Regions from separate parts of the Homo sapiens genome. Here region 2 is linked to region 1. A link is an interaction called in ENCODE POLR2A ChIA-PET data of the cell type or tissue named here. Cell type or tissue: MCF 10A. All regions are shown on one strand. Each heading gives the region's core, and the rest is flanking DNA. Links, peaks and the distances in the headings are about the cores only.

Evidence for each region. Peaks named below come from ENCODE experiments on the same cell type or tissue, not always from the same donor. Only the 100,000 strongest peaks of a DNase experiment are listed, where the experiment ranks them.
Region 2: POLR2A ChIA-PET joins it to region 1 with 33 read pairs; 6 of 35 experiments call an interaction of 5 or more read pairs at or near these places.

What each region holds. Positions count from the first base shown.
Region 1 is chr20:63,892,908-63,897,274 of GRCh38, reverse strand. DNAJC5 (DnaJ heat shock protein family (Hsp40) member C5) reads right to left here and starts at 2,149. Exons shown (of 5, transcript NM_025219.3): 1 at 1,952-2,149. RefSeq lists a silencer at 2,068-2,307, enhancers at 2,307-2,834, 2,767-2,936 and a cis regulatory region at 2,851. In MCF 10A, for the core only: no CTCF peak of the experiment used is centred there; a DNase peak (open chromatin) is centred at 2,244.
Region 2 is chr20:63,738,870-63,743,236 of GRCh38, reverse strand. SLC2A4RG (SLC2A4 regulator) reads right to left here and starts at 3,461. Exons shown (of 8, transcript NM_020062.4): 1 at 3,199-3,461; 2 at 2,706-2,860; 3 at 1,758-1,867; 4 at 1,181-1,368; 5 at 1,007-1,107; 6 at 622-901; 7 at 447-538; 8 at 1-358. The coding sequence starts at 3,324. The coding sequence ends at 247. It overlaps LIME1 (Lck interacting transmembrane adaptor 1), which reads right to left. Exons shown (of 6, transcript NM_017806.4): 6 at 4,134-4,367. The coding sequence ends at 4,337. RefSeq lists silencers at 2,344-3,043, 3,054-3,203, 3,454-3,953. In MCF 10A, for the core only: no CTCF peak of the experiment used is centred there; DNase peaks (open chromatin) are centred at 2,246 and 3,576.

The sequences.
Region 1 (4,367 bases), core at 63-4,062:
TTACAGGCACACGCCACCACACCCAGCTAATTTTGTATTTTTAGTAGAGATGGGGTTTCACCATGTTGGCCAGGCTAGTCTCGAACTCCTGACTCCAAGTGATCCGTCCGCCTCAGCCTCCTAAAGTGCTGAGATTACAGGCATGAGCCACTGTGCCCCCAACAGATCTGACTTTTTAGAAACGTTTTAACTTCAAAATAATTATAGATTCAAAGTTGCGAAAAGATTTACAAGGGTCCCATGCACCCTTCCAAGCCACCCCTTACCTGGCTGTCTTTCCTCATTGGGCAGGTGAGAGATGGTGGCTCTCTGTCCTGAGGGCCAACACTCCAGGAACCCTTACCTCTACATGCTCAGTCCTCACCGACAAGGACTTCCGGGTGACAAGGCCAGCACCACGCACAGCTGCTGCTAAGCTCCTCACGTTCATTCACTGAACAAATATTTACTGGGCCCCGATCATGTGCCAGCAACTGTTTTTTTCACAAAACATTCTCTCCACGGACCTTACTAACTCACAGTAAAATATTAAGTATGATAAATGCATTAAGCAGGACACTAGGAGGATTCAGCGCTGTGGGAAAATTAAGCGAGGAAGGGAACTGGGTGGCAAGGCAGGCAGGCAGTCGCCAGGCTAGGGGGTTAAGGAACCAGGCATTCCAGGAAGATCCAAGGACAGAGCATGTGGCTCTGTTCAGAACTAGCAAGGAGGCTGATATGGCAGGTGCAGAGTGAGTCAGGGGCCAGTCTGAGGGTGGGTGGACTCAGACGCTGCAGGCTCATTAACACCCTCGCCAGGGGTGTCCCTCAGAGTCCACACAGCCAGCAACCAGAGCGGGCCCCTACAGCTCTCTGCTGGGCCAGACGCCAGCTGGAGCCACCCCGAGTCCTACAGCACCGACACAAGTGAAAGGGGAACTCAACCGAAACTTCCCCAAAGCCCTTAGATCCAGGCTTCTAATTTCATCTCTTGTTTGACAGACTACTCATTCCTGAAACTCAGCTGACATTTTTTTAAAAAGAGAAGCAAATAAACGAACATAAAATCTCAGAAGCTTTGAGTAAACTTTTGCCTTCAGGTAACCATGACAATAGTGGGAGCAATGTAACTGTTTTTGTCATTAGAATAGGTTTTTCTAAACAGGCAAATAAGGGCAGACGTGTCTAACCACCATCAAATCTTCCCAACCAAGCCTAAGCCGGAAAACAAAAATAAAGCTGAAATTTTTGCTTCCTTTTCCTGTATGACACAACTGAATGAATTTGAGAAATCATGGCTTCGGCACACGAAAAAGAGAGTCTTTAATCCAGACACTTAACACCAACAAGTTAGAACCTGAACGGACGAGTTCCTAATACTCTCCTTAAGAGTTCAATATAAAGCATGGCTTCAAATGTTTTTATAAAGCGGAGAAAACAGGTTTTTTCTAACAAACCAAATGCTTTTTGGAATTTACAACGTCGGAAAGATTAATTTACGATGCGTTACAGAACAATTTTCAATTCCCCGAGCTATAAACACAACGACCCAGGGACTAAATTATCTGCCTCCCTAAGACCAGCGATGGCCCAGCTTCTCCAGTCCCCCCGCAGGAGAGGAGACCCCGGGGGGTTGGGGGCGGCCGCGGGGACCTGGGGGAGCGGAGGGGGCGTCCGGGCCCGAAGAGACCCGCGGAGAGCGCCGCCCCAGCCCCCACCACGGTGCTCAGACCCCCGGCCCGGCCCGGCCCGGCTCCCGCAGGCCCCGGCGCCGACCTTCCCGCGCCCCCGCCCCGGCCCAGGCCGCGGCGTCGCAGCAGCTCCGGCCCCGAGCGCCCGCGCAGCCCCGGCCCGGGGGTCGCCGCCATTTCCGGCTCTGGAGTGCCGCCCCCGCCCCCCACCCGCGCCCGCCCGCCCGCCTGCCCGGGCCTGACGTGGGCCGATCCGCCCGCCCGACCCGCAGCGAGCTCACCTGCCCGTCCGCCCGCCCGCCCGCCCTCCCGCCGGCTCCGCGGCTCCGCTCCCCGATTCGCGGCGCTGCTGGGCAGCGGCCGACGCACTCCTCAGCCTGGAGACCCCGGGCGGCGGCGGCGGCGGCGGCAGAGGGCGCGGGTGCGGCACCGGCAGCGGCAGCGGCAGCGGCAGCGGAGACGAGCACGCTCACGCACGCACCCGCACCGGCGCGCGCGCTCCCGGAAGGACGTGGGCTCCGGCGTGTCGGAGCCGCGGGTGGGACCGGCTGCGCATGCGCTCAGAGAGCCGAGCGGAGGCTCCGTCCATGAAGGGGCGGAGTCCCGAGTGACAGCCCGGGGCCGAGGCGCCCTGTGGAGGCTCCGCCCATGAGTGGGCGGGGACGAAGCGCGGGGGCGGAGCCAGTCCTCCCAGTCTTCAGGTGGCCGCAGGTGGGTCCCGGGTGGACACGCCATGTGCTGCGGGGAACCGCGCAGAAAGAGAAGCGCAGGGCTTGCTGGTCTTGCAGGTGAGTTTACTCAGCGCTTTAAGTAAGACTGAGAAAACGTAATCGTTCTCATCAAAGAACTGAACAGGGAGCTGGTGGGAGACGGCTGCGGACCGTCGCCCCCGCCCCCACCCGGAGCCACCGTCCTGGGACTGACATTTGCTCAACCCTGGAGCGCCGAGATGGGACGTCCTTCCTTCCTTCCTGTCCAACCACTGAAATGCCGTCGCCAGCGCCCTCCCACCCTCCCGGAATCATCTCCAAACAGCAGCGTGGAGAGGCAGGACCACGAACGTCCACTCCACCTCCCTCTGCCCTTGCCCATCCCGTCGGCCACCCTTCCCTGTCCCTGTAACTGCAGGCGCTCCGCCACTCACTGACGGCCTGCCCCGCGTAGGCTGCCTGGGCCACTTCCCATCCTAGAAGCTCCCAGACCTCTGCGGCCGGTGCTCCTGCCTCCTCGCTTCCACCCTTGCCCGTTTACCTGAGTTCAGTGCGGTCATCTTTTTAAAACAAACCCAGTAGCATCCAAGGCTTCCCGTGACACACTGCGTGAAACCCAAATTCTCTCTCAACACGCTCTGGCCTCCTTCCTCTGCCCTCATAACTCACTGCCATAATGCCGGTCTTGAATTGCCAAGCTTGTTCCAGTCTCACAGCCTGGAAGTGTCAGAGCTTGGGAAGCCTCCTAGCAGTCATTAAGCTGCGCAACATCAAGCAGGCAGCAAGAAAAGGCCTATGGAACCCAAGAAGCAGAAAGGCCAGGTTCATATCTACAACTATAGATTCCAAGAGAATGAAATATTTCAGGCCAGAATTGGAGGGATGAGAGAATGAAATGGGCCTGGTACCGATCTCAGATTGAAGCTATATTCCACTTGTGCTGGGAGCTGCAAGAATGAATGAACCAGCCTTAAGTGAGTCCCTCTGAGACCTAGCAGTTCCACTTTAGGGACATTCTTCCAAAGAAAATATTCCTAAATACAGAAAAAGGTATATGCACTGAAATATTCATGAAGGCACTATTTTTAATAGCGAGAATGGAAACCTGCCCAACTGCACAAGTGAGCACTCAAATGGAATAATATAGTTACTGAAATGTATACAACGGGACCCATGGCTCACGCCTGGAATCTCAGCACTTTGGTAGACCAAGGCAGGAAGATCACTGGAGCCCAGGAGTTTGAGACCTGCCTGGACAACATAGTGAGACCACCATCTCTATAAAAAAAAATTTTTTTAATTGGCCCGGCCACAGTGGCATGCATGCCCCTGTAGTCCCAGCTACTCAGGAGGCTGGATCGGGTGGGAAGTCAAGGCTGTAGTGAGCCATGATTGTGCCACTGCATTCCTGCCTGGGTGACAGAGCAAGACCCCATCTCTTATTTAAAAAGAAGAAAAAAAGAAAGATAATGTGTAGAAAGGCTACACAGGAGCAAAGAACTCCTGAAACTAAAATGAGCACGATGCATGATATGTAAAAAGTATATTATCACACATATATCTATCCATGAACATTCCAGCCTGCTTGGAGAAAATAAGACAGGAAGGTACGCCCGGGCACAGTGGCTCACACCTGTAATCCCAGCACTTTGGGAGGCCGGGGTGGGCGGATCACCTGAGGTCAGGCGTTCAAGACCAGCCTGGCCAACATGGCAAAACCCTGTCTCTACTAAAAATACAAAAATTAGCTGGGCGTGGTGGCATGCCCCTGTAAATCCCATCTGCTCGCGAGGCTGAGGCAGGAGCATCGCTTGAGCCCAGGAGGTGGAGGTTGCAGTGAGCTGAGATTGCACCACTGCACTCCAGCCTGAGCGACAGAGTGAGACCCTGTCTCAAAAAAAAAAAAGAAGACAGGAAAGTTGACAGTGGCTACAGTTGGGAAGAGTCTGATGTTTACCTCTGATACATCAGGCCCTGTGCTAAGTGC
Region 2 (4,367 bases), core at 126-4,125, 150 kb after region 1:
AGCGGTGTGGTTTGGCTTTAGTGCAAAAAGCTGGTTTCTTTAGAGGCACTTTGAGTGGTGGGACCCCTCCCCGACCTGGCGGGGGGGAGGGTTCAGGGTCAGCCCCGCCCCCCCACCCCAAGTAAAAGCAGACCCTGCAGCTGGTGAAAGCCAGCCCCTGGGGCTGTCCTCGGGCTGTTTCAGCCCCGGGCCTGGAGGGGGTGGGGAGGGAGAAGGTGGTAGCTTATGTTCTTGAACGAGCCGGACTTAGTCCAGGAACCGCTGGCAGGCTTTCTTCCAGCGGCAGGCTGTGCACCAGAGGTCCCGGCGCTCCATGCCATACACCTTCCGGCACTTCTTCGCGTCGCCGCGGGGCTTCCTGTGCGGGGGGTCACAGGACATGGGGTGCTGTGAGACCAGGACCCTCCCCACCTGGTGCCAGCCGCAGGCCCTCAGCCCACACGCACCTCAGGGTGACTCCGATCCTGGAGGACAAGGCGGGTGGGCAGGCTCCGACCTCCGTGGGCTGCGGCTCCAGGCGGGCGGGCGTCAGGCAGCCCTACAGGGAGACACAGCCAGGGCTTCACTCCCCTCCAGAGAGCCCTGAGACCCGCCCCAGCTGCCACCCGTGGCCTCACCCACCTGGTAGACACGGTCACTGTGACAGGACTGGGGGTTAGCAACGGTGCTCAGGACAGGGGGCGGGGGCAGGGGCGGGGCAGGCGGCCGCAGGGGACTAGGCAGGGCTGGGGGCTCCAGCAGCTCTGGCAGCTCCAGGCGGGGGAAGGCAGGCGGCATGGAGGCCGTGGGGGACACTGGAGTCAGGCTGGACAGCCCGTCGGTCAGCGTGTCCACACCAACATCCAGCTCTGTGTAGTAGAAGTCCTCCTCACCATCACTCTGCTCAGGCTCTGCCTGCCTCCTGCGGGAGACACAGCCAGCCAGTGGGAGCTGAAGGGGTGGCCTGGCCGGGCCTCACAACCCCAGCCAACCCGCAGGCCCCGCCGCACCCCAGGCCCCGCCGCACCCCAGGTGCACCAGGCGGATGTGTCTCTGCATCGCCGACGCCGTGCTCAGCACCTTCCCGCAGCTCTTCCACAGACACTGGAACATGACCTGGGCCGGGCTCTGCAGCAACAGGGGCCAGGGTCAGGCTCAGCCGCCACACCCGCCCCTCCCTGGGGGCCGCCCCCAAGCTCACCTTCCTTTTTCTCAGGGTGGGCTCCCCAAACAGAAAGTGGGCTGCCTCGGGGGGCAGTGGGGGTGACGGGGTGGACGGAGAGGACTGGTCACTGGCCAGGTCCCATCCCCAGTCTCCACTGTTGCTGCTGCTGCTGTAGCTGCCTGGGGGCCGCACCAGGGCCTCCTTCCAGGGCTCCAGGCCAGGCTCTGTGGGGACACGGGCCCCCCGCCTTAGAACTTCGGGTGGGTCCAGGGAGTCCCTAATCCTGAGCTGCCCCTGTTCACCAAGTCCGGTGAGACTGGTGGGCAGAGCGTCTTGGAGGAGCTGGCCCCAGGGCTTGGGGAGAAACCCCCCCGGCACAGGAAAGGGTTGGCAGACGTGTGTGGCCAGCCGCGTGGAGGTGAGCAGGTCAGGGAGGCCAGAAGGCCTGGGTCCTGCCGCTTTGGCCTCAGTAGGGGGCACTGAGGGTGCGGGAGTCCATTTTAGAAAGGAGTCCCAGGTTTGAGGGCTCTGCTTGCCCCACAGAGGCTGGGTGGCTGTAGGTTCTGAGCCCTGTCCCCACCCACACCCCTAAATGCAGACATCTGAGTCTTACCTGGGCTGAAGGCTGCAACCGGGGCCCCCAGAAGGAGAGGGCTGGTGGACAGGCTTGTAAGGGCAGCGGCAGCCATGACCTCGTCCAGCCGGGCTTTTCCTGGGGTGGCTCTGGAGGAGATGGGGGCGGGGTGCGGGTGACCCAGCCAGAGCTCTGGGCCCCTCCCCTGGTCGGTCCACGTGCAGGCCTGGGCACGCGTGCACACCAGGCTCCCCACTCCCAGCCCTGGGCATGAGGCCTGGCTCCTCCCCCAGCTCAGGTTGCAGAGAGAGCTGAAAGCCACCCGGAGCCGCCAGGAGCAGGGCCAGGGTCTCCTGAAGCCTGAGTTCTCCACATCGCGGGCTTGGCTCCACTGTGGTTCCTTCAGATACTGGGGCTGGGCAGGGGTCTGAAGCCCTGGCAGAGGGGCGGGCCAGGCCCAGGCCTCCCCCCATCACACATTAACCAGGGTTGTGCAACAGCAGCTGTGGGCCTCACGCCAGGCCTGGGAGGTGGGAGTGGCCAGCAGCCGGCAGCAGCCAGGGGGAGACTGGGCTGGAAGCACGGGCAGCTCCCCAGGCCCCAGCGAGCCAGGCCAGGGCCCGCCCCTGCCCTGGCAGCCAGACCGAGGTGTCCGGCCTGGCAGGGGTTGGGAGGTGGCGGTCAGGAGCCCCAGGGATTCCTGGACAGTCGCCCCATGCCGACCGCGCAGCCTCTTCTGCACAGAGACGCACAGCCACCCGCTCCGGGTTCTGAGCTCTAGCCCCGAGGAACTGCGGTGGAGGGAGGTGTAGGGACTCCCAGTCATCGATCATTTCTGCTCAGCTCCTCCAGGGCTGAAGAGCTTGGGGGTGGCTGGTAATTACAAACCTGGGGCCCTGACCTGGCCTCCGTCGGGGCCGGTGTCTCCGCACCCCACCCACCGCCCCTGCGCACACCGAGTCCCGAGGCACCGGGCCTCCCGCTCACCTCTGCGCTGGGACGGGGATGTGCGCCGACGGAGTCCGGGGCCCCGCCGCCGCCCCCGTCCACGTCCGGGGGGCCCCCAGGTCCGAGGCCCGCGGCTCCGACTCCTGCGGCCGCGCGAACTCCAAGCCCGCGAAGCCGCCGCCCACGGAAGAGCCCTGCGGATGGGGAGGGGGCAGACTCAGCGGAGGCGGTGGCCGGGGGAGGGGGGTCCCTCAACCTCCGCCGCGGATCCGCTCGGCGCCCGCCTCGAAAACCGGCTGCGGCCGGTGTGGACGGCGCGGCCCCGCCCCCGGCCCCGCCCCCAGCCCGGCGCGGCGGGAAGGGCTCCCCGGCCGCCCGGCGCAGCCCCGGCGGGACCCACGGACACGCGCGGACCGACGCGGCCGCCCTCCCCGCTGCCCCGCCCCCGGGGGCCCGAAGTTTGGGCAGCACTGACGCCATCTTTGCAGCGAGAGAAACTTGGTCGGCGCCCCCGCCCACCGGCGCCCGGTACCTGCGGCGGCGTGGGCACCGTCACGGGCGCGGCGCGCGGCCCCGGACCCTCCGCGCGCAGCCACGGCGCCTCGGCCCGCAGCGCACTGGGGTCCCGGCCGGCGGCGCGGGGCGGGGGGCGCTCCATGGCCGGCCGGCCGGGCGCCGAGGCTGCAGCGGCGAGGGCTGACTCTCAGGACGCGGCCCCGGGCCGGGCCGGGCTGGCCGGGCCGCCGACCCCCGCCCTGGATCCGGCCGCCGCCCGCGCCGCGCCGCCCGGAGGCTGCCCGGCCCGCCCCGCCCCGCCCCGTCTCGTCCCGCCCCGCCCCGCCCCGTCCCGTCCCGTCCCGGCGCGCGCATTGGCCGCGCGGCGTCCACACCGCAGGCGGGCGGGCCCGGCCGGCCGCGCTCCCGCCGGCCAGCGCTTCGAGGCCCCGCCCCGGGCCCGCCCCCTCCGGGTCGCTCCCGCGCTGGCCTAGGGAGGGAGGCCCGGCCCGGCACAGCTCCGAGGCCTCCGCCCACCTCGCGCGCCCGCGCGCCCCGCCGGGGAGGGCCCGTTCCCCACGGGCGCGCTCGCAGAGCTGCCAGAGCCGGGGAAGGGGCCGCGATTGCTTGGCGGGCTTCCCGGCAGCAGGTTACTCTTTAACGCTCGACTGCCCACCTCCACCACCCCTTATGTAACACCAGGCTGGGTGGCGGAGCCCTCCCGTGGAGTCCAGGGTCCAAGTCCCACCCGGGGGCGGCCACCCTGCCGGCTGCGCTGCCCCCTAGGAGTGGCTGGGACCCCGTGCCCGCACTGACCGAGAGTCTGGCCGGCAGGAGCACCGCCTCGGCTAGGCCCGGGCGCCCCGGGGGCAGCCAGTCCCCCAAGGCCAGAGGGGACAGCTCCAAGCCTTCCAGAGAAGCCCCCCGCCCCAACCCGCCCAGCTTTCAAGAAGAGCAGGCTGCGAGGCTGGCCGCTTTCATCCTGCGCTGGCGCTTTATTTAGACGCGGGCCTTCTCTGGAGCCCGGGGAGGCCGCGGCTGTCAGAGCGGCCAGGACCTCACGGACCTCACGGGCTGGCAGCCCGGGGACCTGGGACTGGCGCTGTCAGCTGTGAGGCGGGGCGGGGCGGGGGACGGGCCTCACTCTGGAGGAAGGAGCACAGGTCCTTGAGTGTTCAGGGCAGGGAGGCAGGGAGGGGTCTCCAG